Linked DNA regions of Homo sapiens: region 2 is linked to region 1. A link is a loop called in an ENCODE intact Hi-C map of the cell type or tissue named here. Cell type or tissue: heart left ventricle. All regions are shown on one strand. Each heading gives the region's core, and the rest is flanking DNA. Links, peaks and the distances in the headings are about the cores only.

Region 1 (9,365 bases), core at 573-8,572:
ACACCTATTCAGAACAACAACAAAGGACTGTATCGTATTCATTTCTTGTTCACTCATGCTTAGCACATGCTTTGCACGTGAAGTAGTTGTCCAATGCATGTCTAAAAGAATAAAATGATGAATGGCTTAACCACATCTCAGATTCTCAATTCATGGTTATAGCACAAAAAAATGATCATGCATGTGATTTTGGCTGTGATTAGAAACTGGGATAAAATTGCAGCCATTTATCACAGAGATGGAATAAGCACAATTTCTTATTAAGTACCTGTGGACTCCATACTTTTGCAGATACACTGCTTCTTTAAACAATGCTTTAATCACAACATTTGGCTGCTTCAAACCTGTATGTGACTTGTTATTTCATTCTTTATCAAGTCTGAATTTCTCAGTATAGATTTAAAGAGCACTGATATCATAGATCAACCCATAGTGATTTTCACCTTGTTCTAATATGTATCTTTGACACCAAGAAGACCAGTCACTTTACTCTCCCAACGCGCTATACTTATACCACCATTCAGTCTTTACTCAGCTCATACTCCAGCTCATTATTCTTCTTCCATTCTAAACCTGACTTAGATTATTAGGCAAACTTAAATTCTACTTACTTTATAGAGGGTTCCCTGCCTAGGTTAGCTCTTGGTAAAGTCCCTTTTCTATTGCCTATGTCAAATAATGTACCATATGATACAGGTTGAGTATCCCTTTTCTGAAATGCTTGAGACCAGAAGTATTTCAGATTTCAGATTTTTTTTTCAAATCATGGAATATTTGCATTCTAATTGAGCATCTCAAATCCAAAAACTCAAAACCCAAAATGCTCCAATAAGCATTTTCTTGGAGCATGAATTTTGAGCATCATATAAGCAACTCAAAACATTTCAAATTTTAGAGCTTTTGGATTTCAGATTTTTGGATTAGGGATGCTCAATTTGTAATATTGTTGACTATTTGCAGCATTGCTTTAGTTATGTTAGCATTGTTTATTTTTTCCTATAAAGATATGAGCAGATGCTATGCATTTCTCTTGTTTAAAATTACAAGTTATTGTGTGCCCACTCTGTGCTAAAATCTATTCTGCATGTTTTACAAATATTTTATTATGAAAAGATTTGAGTTTCCTTTTGGTTAGTGATAAAGGAGAAAATCTTTCAACAGATGCCATGAGAACTGATTAAAATAAAAAGTTAATTTTGGCCGGGCGTGGTGGCTCACGCCTGTAATCCCAACACTTTGGGAGGCCAAGGTGGGTGGATCACTAGGTGAGGAGATCAAGACCTATTGGCTAACATGGTGAAACTCTGCCTCTACTAAAAATACAAAAAATTAGTGGGACATGGCGGCATGCACCTGTAATCCCAGCTACTTGGGAGGCTGAGGCGGGAGAATCACTTGAACCCAGGAGCAGAGGTTACAGTGAGCTGAGATCGCACCACTGCACTCCAGCCTGGGCGACGGAGAGAGACTTCATCTCAAATAAAATAAAATAAATAAAAAAGGTTATTTTAAACCAAATTTCTAAAAATAAGTGTGATTCTCAAATTTAACAGTGATCCTAATAAGGTATATGAACAGGCGATAGCATAAAACTAGTTCTGTGCGTGGGTGTTTTGTGTCACTTTAATATTCAGTATATAACATGTGGAGAACTAGTTTTACTTTTCCATGGTATTTGTTGGTGCCTCTGTGAGTCACGATGTTGGGTCTACTGATTCTAACTCATGTCAAAAGACCTCAACTTTATATTTAGCCCAACACTGCCAATGTCTGCTGTTGGAAATAAAGGGGAGCCAGGCAAAAGAGTTTGAATCAGCACAAATAATTAAAATTATGGACCCTACTCATAGGACCATCATACATAAAGAATAACACCCCTTTTGCCTTTATTTGGAGAATATTACTCAACCACTTCACCATTTATAAGAATAATAACAAAAATGGGATTTTCACATTATGACTTTAAAGTTGAAGGATCCAATTGTGTCTTGGGAAAAAAATGAAAGCATATGTATCACAAGACTAACTGAAAACAGAAATTTCATTTCTGTTCATATTCAGAGCCACTTTGTTAACACTGTGCTCCTGGGTTTGGAATTCCCTGGAGAGAAGAAGTTAGAAAGTAAAAGGCAAGCGTTCCCAGTAACATTTGGTTTAAATTTGCATGCAATTAAAATCTTATGTTATGGTACTAATATTTTTTCCCTTTTCTGGTTTCAGAAACACTAGGTGTTTCTGACACATTTAGTAAAAGCCTCCTTTTCCTTATCATTTCTGACTCTTTATTCAGATTTACTAAAAATAAGAGTCAAGAGAAAGAAAAAATGGGAAAGTCTGCACAATGAAAAGGTGGTCTTCCTTATTTTTCATCAGTTAGTCAGGATTATTTACCAAGCAGAGGACTGCTCTGTCATTTTTATACTAATTTAATTCTAAATAAATATATCAAAGATTTCTAAATGTTGGATTTAGGCATTTGAAAAAGGTTTTAAAAACAGTAATTTATCATTTAGCTGCAGCATGTGATAAGTGCAATGAACAAATTTTGATTCATCTGACATTAGTTAGAATTAAATTATTATCTAGAGATTATAAATGTTGCATTAATCCTTCTTTAATTTAATAATTAAGATTTATAAGTATTCACAAATATATCTGGAATAAGTAATTTAAAAAGTCTTAAAACTTTAAGATTTGATATCAGGATATAAACATAATTCTATTTATTTATATTTTCCATTTGATATTTGATCCATCCTACTTTATGACTTTCTTTTCATCAAGAAACTGACCCAAAGACTTGAGGATTACTACTAAGGACTTTTCAGGGAAAATAAAAACGAAATAACCCACACCAAACAAAAAGCGGCGGTGGTACAGCCATAATACTTCCTGTTCCTTGTAGATCAATCTGGGACAAAGGCTGTCTAATATTTCAAATTCTGTGGCATGTGAACAATACTGTGTGCACTGGGCTTCCAACCTTGGCATTTAGAATGCATATATATGAGCAGAGGAAAATTCCAACAATCTATCCTTTCTTTATAATCTTGCAGCAGTTCCAAAAGTCCTTAGCTGAAGGATATATTTGGAAAGCGCTGCTTGTCTGCTCTCACCACATTCAGGTAACCATTCCAGAGTTCTTAGGTTCCACTTGAGAGGTAACTTGCTATTACCATTTGTGCTATGTGTCATAAAAGGGCCCTATTATTTTCAGCAAGACCCCTCAGCAGCAGTTCCAAAGGAGCAGCTAGAGATTTGATTATATAGGTCTCTCTCCTGAACACATCCTTTCGCATTTGACATTTACACTGGTGGCGGATTTTTATGTAACTTGTTAGAGAGCAGTCTGAACCTTAGAAAGGTGTTAGTCTTCCTAGAACCCTCTGGCAAAGGAAAATCTTTTATTGGACTTAAATGTTTTGAGTTGAAAACTGTACTTGTTTGATTGGAAAACCTTTCAGGGAACAGATTTCGTTATTTTTCTAAGCTAGGCTGCAGGAATTGAGCCGAAGATATCACTAACCAAAGACCTGAGAACCAAAGGAAATGACTCCAGTGTTTAAAATCCTTTTATTTCCTCTGTGAACGATATCTCTGCAACTGAGATGAACCATTCCAACTGGCCCCCACCCAGACTTTATGGGAACTGAGATTAGGAAGTTGTATGGTCACAATAGTCACTGTACAAATTGCTTTCAGTTTAAAAACCTCAAAGTTCTTGACAAAGCCATAATTTCTTGCCACATTTTATTTTTTCACATGGGTGACTGATCTGTCATTCATTAATTACCCTGCCAGGATTCTTCAGTTCTTTTAGAATGATCTATATATATAATAATTTCATTTGGGAGGAGGACACAGAGTTTGTGAGAAGTATGCAGGGTGCCTGTAAAATTTGTCTTTGCGAGACACCACATATTTTGCCCATTTCTGTTGCCTTCTATTTGAAAAAAAATATTGTTGGGCCACAGTCAAGCTTATAAAAATGTGTTCTTTTCCTTTCCTAATTTCATTCTATACTTTCCTTCTTGCCTAGCTTTTCCATAGCTGAGATGAATAAAATGTTGGATGTGGTCTCAAAATTCAACACTCCTGACTTCCTTTGACACAATCATGCCCTGGGGAAATAGAATCATATTCATAACTCTCTAAAGCATTCTCTGCCCTTGCTTTCTCTACCCAGGCTGGAGAATCTTATTAATCTTTCTATTCCTTGTGCCTAACACAGTGCCTGGCATGTTTGAAGGCACTGATTTATATTTAAACGTGAAGTAGCCTAGAATAGGAAGCATATAATAGATTGGTAAAACATAGAGTATGTAAGGAAGGGATTATTACACACTTTAAAAAATCAGGGACTGTTGTCTGAATTAAACATTGTTAAGGATGTAGCAATGACACAATTCTCCATTCTTCTAAAATTTTTAGTACTTCCCTATATTCGTCTCTGGGGAATTTATGTGGCAGAATGCTCTCTCACCATGTTTGGCAACCTAAAGCTACTCAGACTTCCTTAGAGGTAGTCGCTCCTCTATCTCAAAAGCTTTCTTGACAAGAATGATTTGGGTTGGATGGGGATTGGTAGTAGTTTTCTCATTTAACATCTGCAACACATATTAAAATGAACTTTAGTAACCTGACATTTAGCACTGAATGGGATTTACACATACGAGTTGCTCAATCTAATGTGATTTGATCCAACATTTGTCAAACATGTACTTTTGGAAAAACACTGTGATTGACACTGAGGATAAGAAAAAGGAAGCGATTTATCCCCAAATGCTCAAGGGGAGGAGAGATAGGTGCATATATATATGTGTGATAGGCACATATATATATATATATATATATATATATATGATAGGCATACATATATATGATAGGCATATATATGTGTATATGATAAGCATATATATATGATAGGCATATATATATAAGCATATATACGATAGGCATATATATATATGATAGGCATATATATGTATATATGATAGGCATATATATAATAATATGAGGATAATAGCTAAAAATAATACCTAACTGTCAGTGAGTACTTTATGCATGTCAGATTTTCTTCTAATAACTCCAGATGTCTTATTTAATCCTACAGAGGCCCTTCGAGGTAGATGTCAACGTTACCAGCATTTCACAGATGAGGGTAATGAGCCACTATGTTCAAGATCAATCAGCTTCCAAAGTCACAGAGCCTGATAGAGTCCAGGAAGTTCCCAAATATATGCTCTTAAGTACTATGCAGTAGTGCTGTAAATAACATGCTCTTAGAAAGAATGAGGAAGTGGTCAAATCGACCTTAAGTTTGGAAAAGGCTTAGGTGAAAGCTGCAGGAGGAAGGTAGTATTTGAGCTTTGCTCTCCAAAATGAATGTAAGTTTATCTAGCAGGGATAGCAGGAAAAGATTTACCTGGAAAAGGAAAGAGCATGGAAATGGCAGAAAGTTGTTGAAGTGCATGACATTTTCTGATGTCTTCAAAGTGCAGTGCTTGCATAAGGAAACAGTAAGTGATATAATCTGAATGCAAGCTCGTCTTATGGTGAAGGGTCTTGCATCAAGGCTAGGGTAAAGAGCTTGTTATAAAGGCAATGGAAACCAAGGAGAGGTTTATAGGCAGAAGAAATAATATGGCCAGAGTAATATTTTGGAAAGTCGATTCTGGCAAAGAATTTGGAATGACAAAGAAGGAAGAAAGCTAGATGCAGGAAGACAGGCTGGAAGGATGTATCCTTTCTCTTGCATTCATGTGCTAATAATAGAAAGAATGACTAAACACTGACTTAAACTGTTTTTCACACCGCATAAGAAGGAGACTGAAGGTAAGCAATCCAGAGCAGTAGGGTGACTCCATCTAGACACTCAGCACTTGGTGTGTACCTTTCACTTCCTGCCTTTGCCTTGTGGTTGCAGAGAGCTAGTCCACTTTAGCATTACATTTGCAGTACATGCAGGAAGACCAGGAAGGCTAAAGGGCAAAAGACAAGTGCCAGCTGAGTGTGTCCTTGTTCAAAAGCTTTGTGCTTTTATAATTGGCCCCAAACTGTAACATGGTCGTGGGTTCTTAATACCCAAATGATGTTGGAAATAGTAGTTTTTATACCTAGGCACATGCCAAAACAGAATGCCGGTAGGGAAGAGAATTCCGTCAAAATTGATATTGGAATTGTTTATGTGAGAGTTGAAGAGGACATGGACCAGGGACTTTAAGGGTACAAAAGATAAAGTGGGGACAGGATTTAGGAATGAGAATCAGGAAGACATGGGGACCAATAAGATGAGGCAGGCTGGGAAGGGGATTGATCAAGGAAGATACTGTTGTTTCTGACTTTGGCAACTGCATCTGTGATGATCGTTTTAGCCGAGGTGTGGAGAATCAAGTAAGATCAGTTTTTACCAATAAAATAATACATGTGATTCAAGATATATTGAGTTTGATGTATTTCTAGGACATCCGATGAAAAATTTGGTAAGTTGATATAAACAGGCCTAGAGGTCAGGAGATGACGATCTGAGTGTCAGAATAATCTAAACCACAGAAGTTGATGAAATCACTAAGAAAACACATAGAGTGGCATAAAGCCTGAAGACTATGGAGAGGAAGTTTTTTTTTGTTTGTTTTTGTTTTTTGGTTTTGTTTTGTTTTTTGAGACAGAGTCTCACTCTGTTGCCCAGGCTGGAGTGCAGTGGTACAATGATGGCTTACTGTAGCCAAGACATCCCACTTTAGCCTCCTGAATAGCAGGGAACACAGGTGCATGCCACCATGCCTAAGAAGGTCTCACTGTGTTGCCCAGGCTTGTGTCTAATTCCTGGCCCCAAGCTATCCTACCACGTCAGCCTCCTAAAGTGTTGGGATTATAGGCATGAGCTACCACACCTGGCCAAGGAGAGGAACTTTTCAAGAGCAAGCTGAAAATATCAGAGAAAGGGGAGCAATATCACAAAAATTAGGAGTAATATTTTTAAAATGAAATGCTCAACAGTATCAAATACCTTAGAAGATTTAAGAATGAAAGGAGATGTTGAGTTAGCAATTAGGTTATCATTAGTGTTCAGTACATGTTGAAACAATAAATGCATTAAAACATGAACTTCTAGCCAGGTATGGTGGTGCAATCCTGTAATTCCAGCAATTTGGGAGGTTGAGGCAGGTGGATCACTTGAGCCCAAAAGTCCGAGAACAGCCTGGGCAACATAGTGAAACCGATCTCTACTAAAAATACCAAAAAATTATCTGGGTATGGTGGCACGTGTCTGTCGCCCAGCTACCCAGGAGGCTGAGATGGGAGGGTGACCTGAGCCCAGGAAGTCAAGGCTGCAGAGCGTTTTGGTTGCGTCACTGCACTCCAGCCTGGGCGACACAGCGAGACCATGTCTCTAAAAAAAGAAAAGAAAAACATGAAATTCTCATCTGTGTATGTGAGGTGATTTCATATATGTGTGTGTGTGTGTGTGTGTGTGTGTGTGTGTGTGTATATATATATATTTTTTTTTTGTTTTTTTTTTGAAACAGAGTCTCGCTCTGTTGCCCAGGCTGGAGTACAGTGGCGCAATCTTGGCTCACTGCAAGCTCCACCTCCCAGGTTTACGCCATTCTCCTGCCTTAGCCTTCCTAGTATTCAGGACTACAGGTGCCTGCCACCACGCCAGGCTAATTGTTTTGTATTTTTAGTAGAGACGGGATTTCACCTTGTTAGCCAGGATGGTTTCGATCTCCTGACCTCGTGATCCGCCTTCCTCGGCCTCCCGAAGTGCTGGGATTACAGGCGTGAGCCACCGCGCCCGGCCCTACATGATCTCATATTCTTGCAGAGACAGTTGTCTACTGCTACTGTCCACTATTTCTATTGGACAGTATGATTTTCTAGACCTAGGGGGAATACTGGGTTTTTGTTAGCTGTTTTATCTTACAGAAGATGTTTTCAATAAGTTAAGAGAAGAAATCATATAGAAGTCAAGGCAGATCAAAAACCTATTGAAAGACAAAAATTGTAGTTGTGGGAAAAAAATGTCAAGGAAATGGGTACATACTGTGAGTAAAGTTCTAAGTGAAGTCACTGAATTTTCTATTTTATTTCCTGTTCCTCAGAAATTCTTTATAACCTTTTTCTTCCCCCTAAATAATCATTCTTGTAGCTTTTGTAAAACTGTCTTATCTTAGGGTAGCTAAAAAGGCAAAAAGTAGGCCTGTTGTGCATAAGTAAGAGTAACTCACAATGCCTACATTTTTTAGATAATCCTTACCTCTTATCTCTTTCTGAGAGCAGGGCATTCATTCACATGCACATGGGTATATACTGAGTGACCATTAGGTGCCTGATACTGTACTAAGCACAGGTTATTGGGTGTAGCTAGCACCTGTATTACTGTCAAGAACTGCAACTGTTTGTGGTTAAATTTGGAGAAATACTAAACCAATATCCACCCTCCTTCTGTGGGCCTATACCCACTTAGAAATTAATGTCTTTTGGAAACTTATAGATAGAACAGTTGTTATTTTATGAGTTATCATGTCATGGCATTGGGTACAAAACTAATGCTTCTATTTCTTGTTTTAGTCAGTAAAGTAGCCAGCGCCATGTGTGGACATGTAAATAATAAAAATGCCTTAGGAAATATACAGAGATTTTATTGTTAATAAATGTGCATGGCTATCTCCTGATCTATTGTATAGTAAAAGAAGGTCATTATTAAAGGTGCATCCTTTAACAGAAAAGAATATGAAAACATTTATGTTTTCAGGATCAATTAGCAACTCTCTTTTCACCTTGGCAGGACATGTCTAAAGTTTAAGTAGCCATTTTCATCTCGTCAACACATTTCATACCACTTTCTTTATTCATTTTTTAAATTTGGTACAATATTCCAGCTCATTCACAGTTTGCAATTTGCTGAAGGCAGAGGTCTACTTATACACTGTATGTTAATATGTAGCAGAGATGACATTCTAATTTTGTGTCTCAACTAGCAAAGTATCCACTTCCCTTATAAAGAATTAATTATGATGTTCACTAAAAACAAAAGACAACTGTAGATGATAGGGCTACTTCTGTGAGCAAAGCTGTTGGGGGCCTGGAGTGAGAAGAGAAATGGGAAGCAAGTGATTGAAAGTGGACATTTTATATTAGTAAGATCGTAATGAACCATTTGAAGGAAAGTAGAATACGCAGAGAGCAAATTCTGCGCTTTGAGTGTATTTTCGTGTTCCAAAAGAAAAAGTAATAATAGCATGAACTGGCAATGTGACAGTGAAATTACAATGTCTTCTGTTGATATCTGTAACGTAAGTTGGTACAACCCTTCTAGAAAGCAATTTGTCCATGTTTCAAGCCCCATAGATGTGTTACCT
Region 2 (9,365 bases), core at 424-8,423, 340 kb before region 1:
CCAGAAATGAGCTGTAGAGTAACTTTTAGGAGGGAAAAGGAAAATGAGTATTAGAATCAATTACTCAAATGTAAAGAAATTAGCCTATGCTACTTTTTTTTTCATTTAGAAAGAGAGGAAGGAAGGAACAAAGAAAGAAATGGAGGATGGAAGAGAGTGATGGAAGGAAGGAGGGAGGGAGGAAAATTGAGAGAGAGGAAGGGGGGGAAGGGAAGGAAGTAGAAAAGGAGAGGAGACAAGGCTTTCACAAATTTCTGTCCGTAAACAAGGTTATATGTTTATATTGTTTTAAGAATAAAAAATAATAGTAGCTTTTAAATTCAATAATAGTTATTAACATCATGTAATGAGTACAAGAAACTCTATTATATGCTTTATTAACTTATTTAATCCCAATGACAATCTTAGAAGGTGGGTTCTATTATTAGTCCAATTCTACAGATAAAGAAAGGGAGGCACAGGAAGGGTACAGGAGTTTATCAAAATTAGAGAGCTGGGGGTAAGCAGCATTATGCTGATCACAGCAGTCAGCCCCCAGAACCTGCGCTCTGAACAACTTTTCTCTACTGTTCTCTTTTTCAACATGCTTTTATGGAATATTATCTATGTACCAGATACTTTCACATACCTCATTTTATTTTAACTTCCACAGTAACCCAATGAGCCAGGGATTTTCAGATGAGGGGAGGGTGCAGAGTTTTGGAGTGACTTACTCAGGATCATTAAGTAGAAATGGGCATGGTTAAAATTCGTGTCTAGGCTTTAAGTCTAACACCTACCTATCCTTTCCCAGCTAAAGCAACTGGCAGAATTTGAAATTGCCTCTCCATTCACATTCATGCCAGAAACCCTTGTTCTAATCTCTGAAGAACTCTGAGTCGTTGTAATAATTAGTATTTAATAGTAGACAGAGCTTCTTCTTATTGTGTCCTAATAGAGGTTTCCTAGTCACTGAGTGGCAATTCCCAATTTTTAGGAGACAGTATATGAGGAGTCAAAGCAGATCAGGAGATTCCCTGGTCCTAGCAGATGTAAGTAGGAGGGGTCACCTGGTATAACCTTGCTGGTCTAGGGACAGTCTTCAGTGGGAGCTCTGGAAGCACAGCATGGCTGGCAAGAGCCCTAAAACATGTCTTCTAGAGCACAAAAAATGTTCTATCACATTCCACCCTTTGAAGTTTTGAAGCTTGACAATAACAATAAAATTAAGTGCCAGAAAGCACCATGTTTTATGATTATTTGATAAAAAGGGCCTCTGATAAGCAAAGCTCACTCAGATACTTTATGTTTACAAGTCATAAAACAAGTGATGTTGGAAAAATAAAGACAATCCCCATGTCAAGGGAGTAACAATAACAATAACAAAAAAGCCTGACTTTCCTCAGAGAAGCAAATCTACGGAGACCAAGCTAGAGACTCATCTTTGAGGAATGTTACAAAAGATAATGTCAAAGAAGAGAAGATATATTTTCTCTTCCTCCGGGGTGACAGGGTATGAGAAGAACTTAAAAGTTTCTACCCATTTCCTTGTGCAGCCTCCTTCCTTTTGAATGCCATGATTTAGATCCCTTTATAAGGATTTATTTGAAAGAAGCTTCTTATACCATAAGGGCAGTTTGTCTCTCTCTTTTTTAGGCCTTTGTAAATGAACAAAGTAACCACTTGTCCCACACAGGGTGCAAAGAGAGGTTTGGTATGGGTTTTACTGTCCATTCAGGCTCTGTATTCAGCAAGTTGTAAGTGAAATCTTTAGAAACCACATAGTGGGAATCCTTTGCTTGGGGCACGGGGTGGGGAGGTAACTTTGAAAAACCTATTGAAACTCTGAGAGCTGTTGGGTAGAAACTGTTCTTTTTAGACTTCCTCACAGGCAGTACGGGAAATAAACACACACAGGAAGTCGTTTAGCCTCTCCGTGAACTTTATGTTGACATTTGCTTACCAAAAAGTCCATTGTGGGTACTTAAAAAAAAATGCATGCACATGTGTGTGTATCAGTACACACACACACACAACACACAACACACACATATACACACACGTATGTAAACATTTTTTAATTCTCCCAAATCATGATGTTCATAATGAATACTGCTAAAATAAAACCAACAATGGGGAAAAAAAAACACAAAAAATATAGGTGTAGAAACCTATAACACTATGTTTTTGGAGTAGAAGCTACATATACATGATATATTTCTAAACAAATATTTAAGAATCTGCTGCATGGCCTTTCTCACATATTCTTTGCAGTGTTTTATAATAACTTCTTGACTTACAATGTCATTATTTATGTATAATGTTTGGTTCAGGCTTTTTATCTTTACTTATGTGATTATGGCTTTAGAACTGAAACGACGTTAAAATCTTCAATGGAGGGTCACTGAATCCTTAATGTGAAGTGGAAATGCTGATTTGAAAGCCAAAGATGAAGGACAATAAATGCATTTTACAGTGGAAAATGAAAAGACATAAACAAAAGGGAAGATTACCAGTGTCTAAAAAGTAACCACTGGCGGGGCGCGGTGCACTTTGGGAGGCCGAGGTGGGCGGATCACCAGGTCAGGAGATCGAGACCATCCTGGTTAACACGGTGAAACCCTGTCTCTACTAAAAGTACAAAAAATTAGCCGGGCGTGGTGGCAGGCACCTGTAGTCCCAGCTACTTGGGAGGCTGAGGCAGGAGAATGGCATGAACCTGGGAGGCAGAGCTTGCATTGAGTCGAGATAGCGCCGCTGGACTCCAGCCTGGGCAGCAGAGCAAGACTCCATCTCAAAAAAAAAAAAAAAAAAAGTAACCATTTGGTTGTTAGGAATATAAATTATTCAAGCTAGCGAAGACAAAGCGGGAGTCACTGGAATGATACACAGGATTCCTATGAAACATGTGACACATCTTATCAGAACCAGAAAGTCCTTGGTTTCTCTCTCTGAGCCACATGGTCCTTCAGCTCTGCTTCTTTCTGTGCATCTGCTCCTTCCATTTTGCCTAGTCAGTGGTCATTTAATTGCAATTTCTACTCAAGATCTTCTAGGCAGAAAAGAATAACTTAATATTTGGATAAAGGAATGCCTTATGGAGCTCAGAATCAGTAGTGGATCCAGGTATTGCAAGAAACTGGAGCCAAAAACTAAGAAGCCATCCAGAACTGAAACATTTCTTTCACTACCTTTGAATAAAATCTTCTCTTATCTCTATTATGGTCTATACTTTTTCTTTCTCCCTCTCCCCGTCTCAGACCCCTGCCTCTCTCACTCCTGCTCTCTGTTATCCCTTCCCAGACAGACTTTTTTTGTCTGTGGCTTCATTCACACAACTAAATCCCAGTTTTTCCTTGACATCACTTCTTAATTCGAATTCCCTATAGAGATTTATAATTCATCACATGATATTTCTGTATTTCCAGAAAAGACATCTGATTGGTTCAGTCTTGTTCAGGCCACTACCTGGTTCACTCAGACTCAAGTTGGGGAAGTCACCTGGAATAACCATGTTTGTATTAAAATGTGCTTCAGCGGGAGCTGTAAGAGGACTAGCTGGACTGCAAAGGCTGCAGAAACATGTCTGCTACAATAATTATTATAGGATACTCTGGTCTACTAGTATATGTAGTATACTCCAAATATTTTAATAGTACTTACCAGAAAGGGCATAAATTCTCCTTAAGACTAAAGCAATATTTTTAATTAGAATATACATAAAGTGGTTTCAGTGTAAATTTATTGGCTAGTTCTAGAATTATCTTGCAATTTCTTCTTGCTGAGGACCTTCACCAATAGTGACTTAGTGACTTTTTTTTTTTTTTTCTTGAGATGATGTTTCACTCTTGTCACCCAGGCTGGAGTGCAGTGGCCCGATCTCAGCTCACTGCAACCTCTAACTCCCAGGTTCAAGCGGTTCTCATGCCTCAGCCTCCTGAGTACCTGGGATTACAGGCATGTGTCCCCAAGCCTGGCTAATTTTTTGTATTTTTACTAGAGACAGGGTTTCACCATGTTGGCCAGGCTGGTCTCAAACTCCTGACCTCAGGTGATCTGCCCTCCTCGGCCTCCCAAAGTATTGGAATTACAGGTGTGAGCCACCATACCCGGCCCTGAGTAACTTTTAAAGGAGACAAATATGGCATCATCACTGATAGCTGAACCTGAGGTAACTTTAGTACATTATCACATGATATTCATATTAGCAACAGGAAAAGATGGTATTATTCTATAACAGCAAGCAGTTCCCATTCCTGCATCTTATAACAATCTTCTGCTCTTTTGGATCATTGACTTTCTCTACATATTTATATTACCATATACCTATAATGGTTTCTCTTTTAATCTCCCTTTCACAGTGGGATATGTGGTGCAGAAATACAGAAATGTTAAGGACATTTCTGAGCTTTATTCTTTCGACACAACAGATTGTTAATAAGATAATTAACCATAATTCTGTTTCCTTTGAACCTTTAATCCTTAGCTCTGTATCCTTACTAGTTGGTGTGTCCTTAAGCAAGTTGCCCGAACTCTGTACATTCCAATTTCTTCATCAGTAAAATGTGAATAATAACACCTACAACATTAGATTGTTCTGATGATTCAGAGAGACAATGCATGAAAGATCTGTAGAAGCAGGTGTTCAATTAATATTGATATTATGATTATAACCATTGCACTTATTATTCTTAGAGTAAGTATTCTTAGTATACTTATTCTAAGTAAGTATTATTCTTACTTAGTTGATAGTAGTAACTGATTCACATTGCCCCATCCTCATCCCTGGCTCATCTCTGGTTTCAGCTGCAACTATGATGGACAGTTCTACCTCACCTAGCACTTGACAGCATCCTGCCCGATTTTACTTGTGTACCTTTCCACTTTCTGCCCATGGGCTTTCTCTGATGCCAAGGGAGCTTGTTTTCTCATGCCCAGACACAGCTTGGAAGTACTGGCAGGATGATTCCCTTGAGGGCAACCCTTACCCAGTGGCAAAATCTCTAGCTCTCATCTTTCAGTAGACAATTCTAGGTGACATTTTGAACACTTCTCAGAGGCCTCAGCAGGATCCAGGGCCTTTACCTTTGTAAACCGAAAAGTATCTGAGACAGGCTTCAATTCAGAAGTGTATTTTTCCAAGGTTAAGGACATGCTCATGACACAGCCTCAGAAAGTCCTAATATGTACCCAAGATGGTCACACTACTGCTTGGTTTTATATATTTTAGGGACATATAAGACATCAATCAATACATATAAGATGTACATTGCTTCAGTCAGGAAAGGTGGAACAACTCGAAGTGGGTGGGTGGGGCTTCCAGGCCATAGGTGGATTCAAAGATTTTCTGATTGCCAATTGGTTGAGTTTACCTAAAAGCATAGAATCAATAGAAGGGAGTGTCTGGGTTTAAGATTAAACGTTATGGAGACCAAGGTTCTTATTATTCAGATGAAGCCCCAGGTAGCAAGCTTCTGAGAGAATAGATTGTAAATGATTTTATCAAACTTAAAAAGTTGCTACACTCTTAGTTAACTTATCTCCTGGATAAGAAAAGACCTCGAAAGGGAAGGGGATTCTCCACAGAATATAGATTTTTCCCACAAGAAATGGATTTGCAGGCCCATTTCAAAATATATCAAAGAAATATTAGGCATAATATGTTGGTGCAAAAGTAATTGGTTACTAATATTTGTTACAACCCAATATTAAATATACTTGGGGGTAAAATACTCAATTCCTTTCAGGGCCTGATATCTGTCATGTTAATATCTTATTGCTACAAAGGGTCTGCTTTGTCAGCCTTAAGGTCTCTGTTTCAATGTTAATGCTGGTCAGTTGTACCTGAATTCCAAAGGGAGGAGGGTACGATGAGGTACGTCTGACCCCATGTTCCCATCATGGCCTGAACTAGTGTTTCAGGTTAGTTTTGGAATGCCCTTGGCTGAGAGGAGGGGGTCCATTTAGTTGGTTGGAAGGTTTAGAATCATATTTTTGGATTATACCTTATAACATAGATCTCAATAACACACATTTATATTGATTCTTCATTTTCTCTCTGTTTCTTCCTTCCTGTTTGCTTTTTGGGATTACCTCCCCCCACCCCCAAAACAAACAAACAAACAAACCCAACCCAGTCTTTGTCTTAAAATCTGCTTTGGAAGAACCCAAGCTAAGCAGCATTATAGCAGAATATTTGAGAGCATGAATTCCAATCCAAGAAAGAAGTCTCTGCCTGGATTTGAATCCCAATTCAACAGTTTAGTAGTTATATGACCTTATCTTTTAAAGTTATTTTATTTCTTTCTTCCTCAGTTTCCTCACCTACAAAATGCAGATTATAATAATAACTACTTCTTAACATTGTTATGAGGACTAATTGAGTCACTACAGTATAAATATACTGAAATAGTATTTGATAGATAGTAGGTTGCATGTAAGTGTTAGCTGTTATTATTTCCCCCTAGCACTTATTAAATTGTGCCTATGAATCTTATAGTATTGGTTATTTTCTGCTTCCTCATTGCATTTTTTTTCCTTAGAGCACCTTCCTTCTGCCCCTCCCTTTCTTTCTTTTGTTTGCTAGTGCTGACTGAGTAGATAGAACAGCAGGTGTTCCCTGGAGCTCTGTAATTTCTGGAAGCATGTAAGAGGCCTCTTCTTTTGTGCTGTGCTCCATTTTTTCTTGCTCCAGCAGCCCTGACCCCTGATCTGTTGGCAGACACCGGATAATGCTGCCAGCTCTTGGTTATTCAGAGGCTCTTTATCCAGACTCTTTGCTCTTCTTTCTGGCTGCCTGCCTTTTGGCTGTTAGATGCTCCCTGGCATTGCTCTCAGAGGTCGTGCCAAGGAGGGGAAAGATAGTGGAACTCAGATTTTATGGAGTCTAGACAATTAGAATTTGGGGATCACTGGGCTTCAGTTTCAGAGCCATCTCTAACCTTTCTTATCATGGAAAATTCAGTGTCTTTTGCAATAGCAGTATATACTTTTTAATTGAAATATAAATAAGACATAATAAAATGCAAAGATCTCAAGTGTTCAATTTGATGAGGTCTGGTAAGTATATGCATTCCTAATGTGAGTACATAAAAAATAAGATAGCAAACATTTCTATCACTCTAGAATATTATCTTGTTCTCCTTGCTTGACTCCTCAACTGCCCAGCAACCACTTTCTGATTTCTATGACTGTGTATTTTCTCCTCATCTTGGACTTCATATAAATAAATAACACACATCTATTCTTCTGTTCCTGTCTTCTTTTATTTGGCATGATTTTAAGATTTATCCATGTCTGTGTATGTATCAAAAGTTTATTTTTGATATCTGAAGATTATTTTATTTTATAAATGTACTCCATTTTTAAAAATCCATTCTCTTGTTGATAGACAGTGGGCCATTTCCAGTTTGGGGCTGCTGTGAATAAAGCTGCTATTCATATTCTTATAAAATATTTTTGTGTATATATTTTTTTCTTTTGGGTAAATAACTAGGGGTATAATTGTTGGGTCATAGGTAGAAGCATGTTTAATTTTATTTTTATCTTTTTCTTTTTTAAATATTTTATTTTATTTTATTTTATTTGAGACCAAGTCTCGCTCTGTTGTCTAGGCTGGAGTGCAGTGGCGTGATCTTGGCTCACTGCAACCTCCGCCTCCCAGGTTCAAGTGATTCTCCTACCTCAGCCTCCTGAGTAGCTGGGATTACAGGCCTGCGCCACCACACCCGGCTAATTTTTTATTTTTAGTAGAGGTAGGGTTTCACCATGTTGGTGAGGCTGGTCTCGAACTCCTGACCTTGTGATCCACCTGCCTTGGCCTCCCAAAGTTCTGGGATTACAGGCATGAGCCACCACACCCGGCCTATTTATTTGTTTTAAGACGGAGTTTCTCTCTGTTGCCCAGGCTGGAGTGCAGTGGCACGATCTTGGCTACTGCAACCTCTGCCTCCCAGGTTCAAGCGATTCTCCTGCCTCAGCCTCCCGGATAGCTGGTATTATAGGTGCCCACCACTATGCCTGGCTAATTTTTTTGCATTTTTAGTAGAGACGGGGTTTCACCATGTTGGCCAGGCTGGTTTCAAACTCCTGACTTCAAGTGATCCACCCACCTTGGCCTCCTAATATGCTAGTATTACAGGTGTGAGCCACCATGCTCTGCCTGTTTAATTTTATAAAATGCTACCCAGGCCGGGCCCAGTGGCTCACGCCTATAATCCCAGCACTCTGGGAGGCTGAAGTGGGCGGATCACCTGAGGTCGGGAGTTCGAGACCAGCCTGACCAACATGGAGAAACCCTGTCTCTACTAAAAATAAAAATTAGCCGGGTGTGGTGGCACATGCCTGTAATCCCAGCTACTTTGGAGGCTGAGGGGGAGAATAACTTGAACCCAGGAGGTGGAGGTTGTGGTGAGCTGAGATCGCGCCATTGCACTCCAGCCTGGGCAACAAGAGCGACACTCCATCTCAAAACAAAACAAAAGAAAATGTAAGCCAACAGTTCTTCAAAGTAGCTGTATCATTTTACCCATCCATGAACAGTATTTGGGAAGTTTAGGTCTATAATAACTAACCAACATTTAGTGTTATCAGTCTTTCTGGTTTCAGCCATCCTTGTGGGTATGAACTGGTATATTATTGTAGCTCTATTTTGCATTTCCTGGATGACTAATGATTTTGAACATTGTTTACTGTATTTACTGGCCAATCCGTTATCTTCCTCTGTGTATTGCTTTTGCAAGTCTGTAATGGCAGTGTGGTCAGGCCAGTTTGACCATTGTTTTTGAGCCCTTGCTCTCAGTCACCCAGAATAAAAATGTGAGTGTCTGGAGTTCTATGATAGATGCAAAAAAGTTCATGGAATCATCTATTTAGTAGCAGATACTACCAATACTCTGCTTGTACCTTCTTGGCACTTACTTTTCTAGAGCATGTCAACAGTGTCCTGGGACACTCTACTTGAGAACTTCCTTTTGGCCTGTAGTGGAACAGACCAGAAGTGCCAAGAAATCAATGTTTCAAGGAACAGCCCTTAGCCAATACAAATAAGAACTGGAGGTTAGATAGTTTAGCTTCCTGACATGTTGAGTGGAATAACTCCACGGCATGTTCTACACTGTGTCCCAGAGTCCTCAGTGGAACTGAGCCTCAGTTCTCCACAGGAATAACTTATTCAGTGATGCAAACTTACTGGCTCACTCTTTATCCCTACTGATTTATTCTACTGATTTTCTCTGGGATCAATTCCAAAATGAACTACTTGTACACAAGTTCTTGCGTTGTGATATGCTTCTTAAGAAAGACAAATAGGCACCTATTCTAAAAGATGTGTGTTGGGACTTAAGAGTTGTAGTATGAAAGGCTAATTAAGGAATTTGGTGAGTTAT

Evidence for each region. Peaks named below come from ENCODE experiments on the same cell type or tissue, not always from the same donor. Only the 100,000 strongest peaks of a DNase experiment are listed, where the experiment ranks them.
Region 2: a loop joins it to region 1, with 2.7 times the contacts of the local background. A loop is called at or near these places in 2 of 110 quality-filtered maps.

Annotation. Positions count from the first base shown.
Region 1 is chr3:29,509,819-29,519,183 of GRCh38, forward strand. All of the region lies in intron 3 of RBMS3 (RNA binding motif single stranded interacting protein 3), which reads left to right. Among named protein-coding and RNA genes, the nearest start is that of RBMS3-AS2, 130 kb to the right of the region's middle. RefSeq lists an enhancer at 5,468-6,085. In heart left ventricle, for the core only: no CTCF peak of the experiment used is centred there; no DNase peak of the experiment used is centred there; H3K4me3 peaks cover 1,048 bases; H3K27ac peaks cover 1,483 bases.
Region 2 is chr3:29,170,013-29,179,377 of GRCh38, forward strand. No RefSeq gene overlaps it. Among named protein-coding and RNA genes, the nearest start is that of RBMS3-AS3, 110 kb to the right of the region's middle. In heart left ventricle, for the core only: no CTCF peak of the experiment used is centred there; no DNase peak of the experiment used is centred there; H3K27ac peaks cover 400 bases.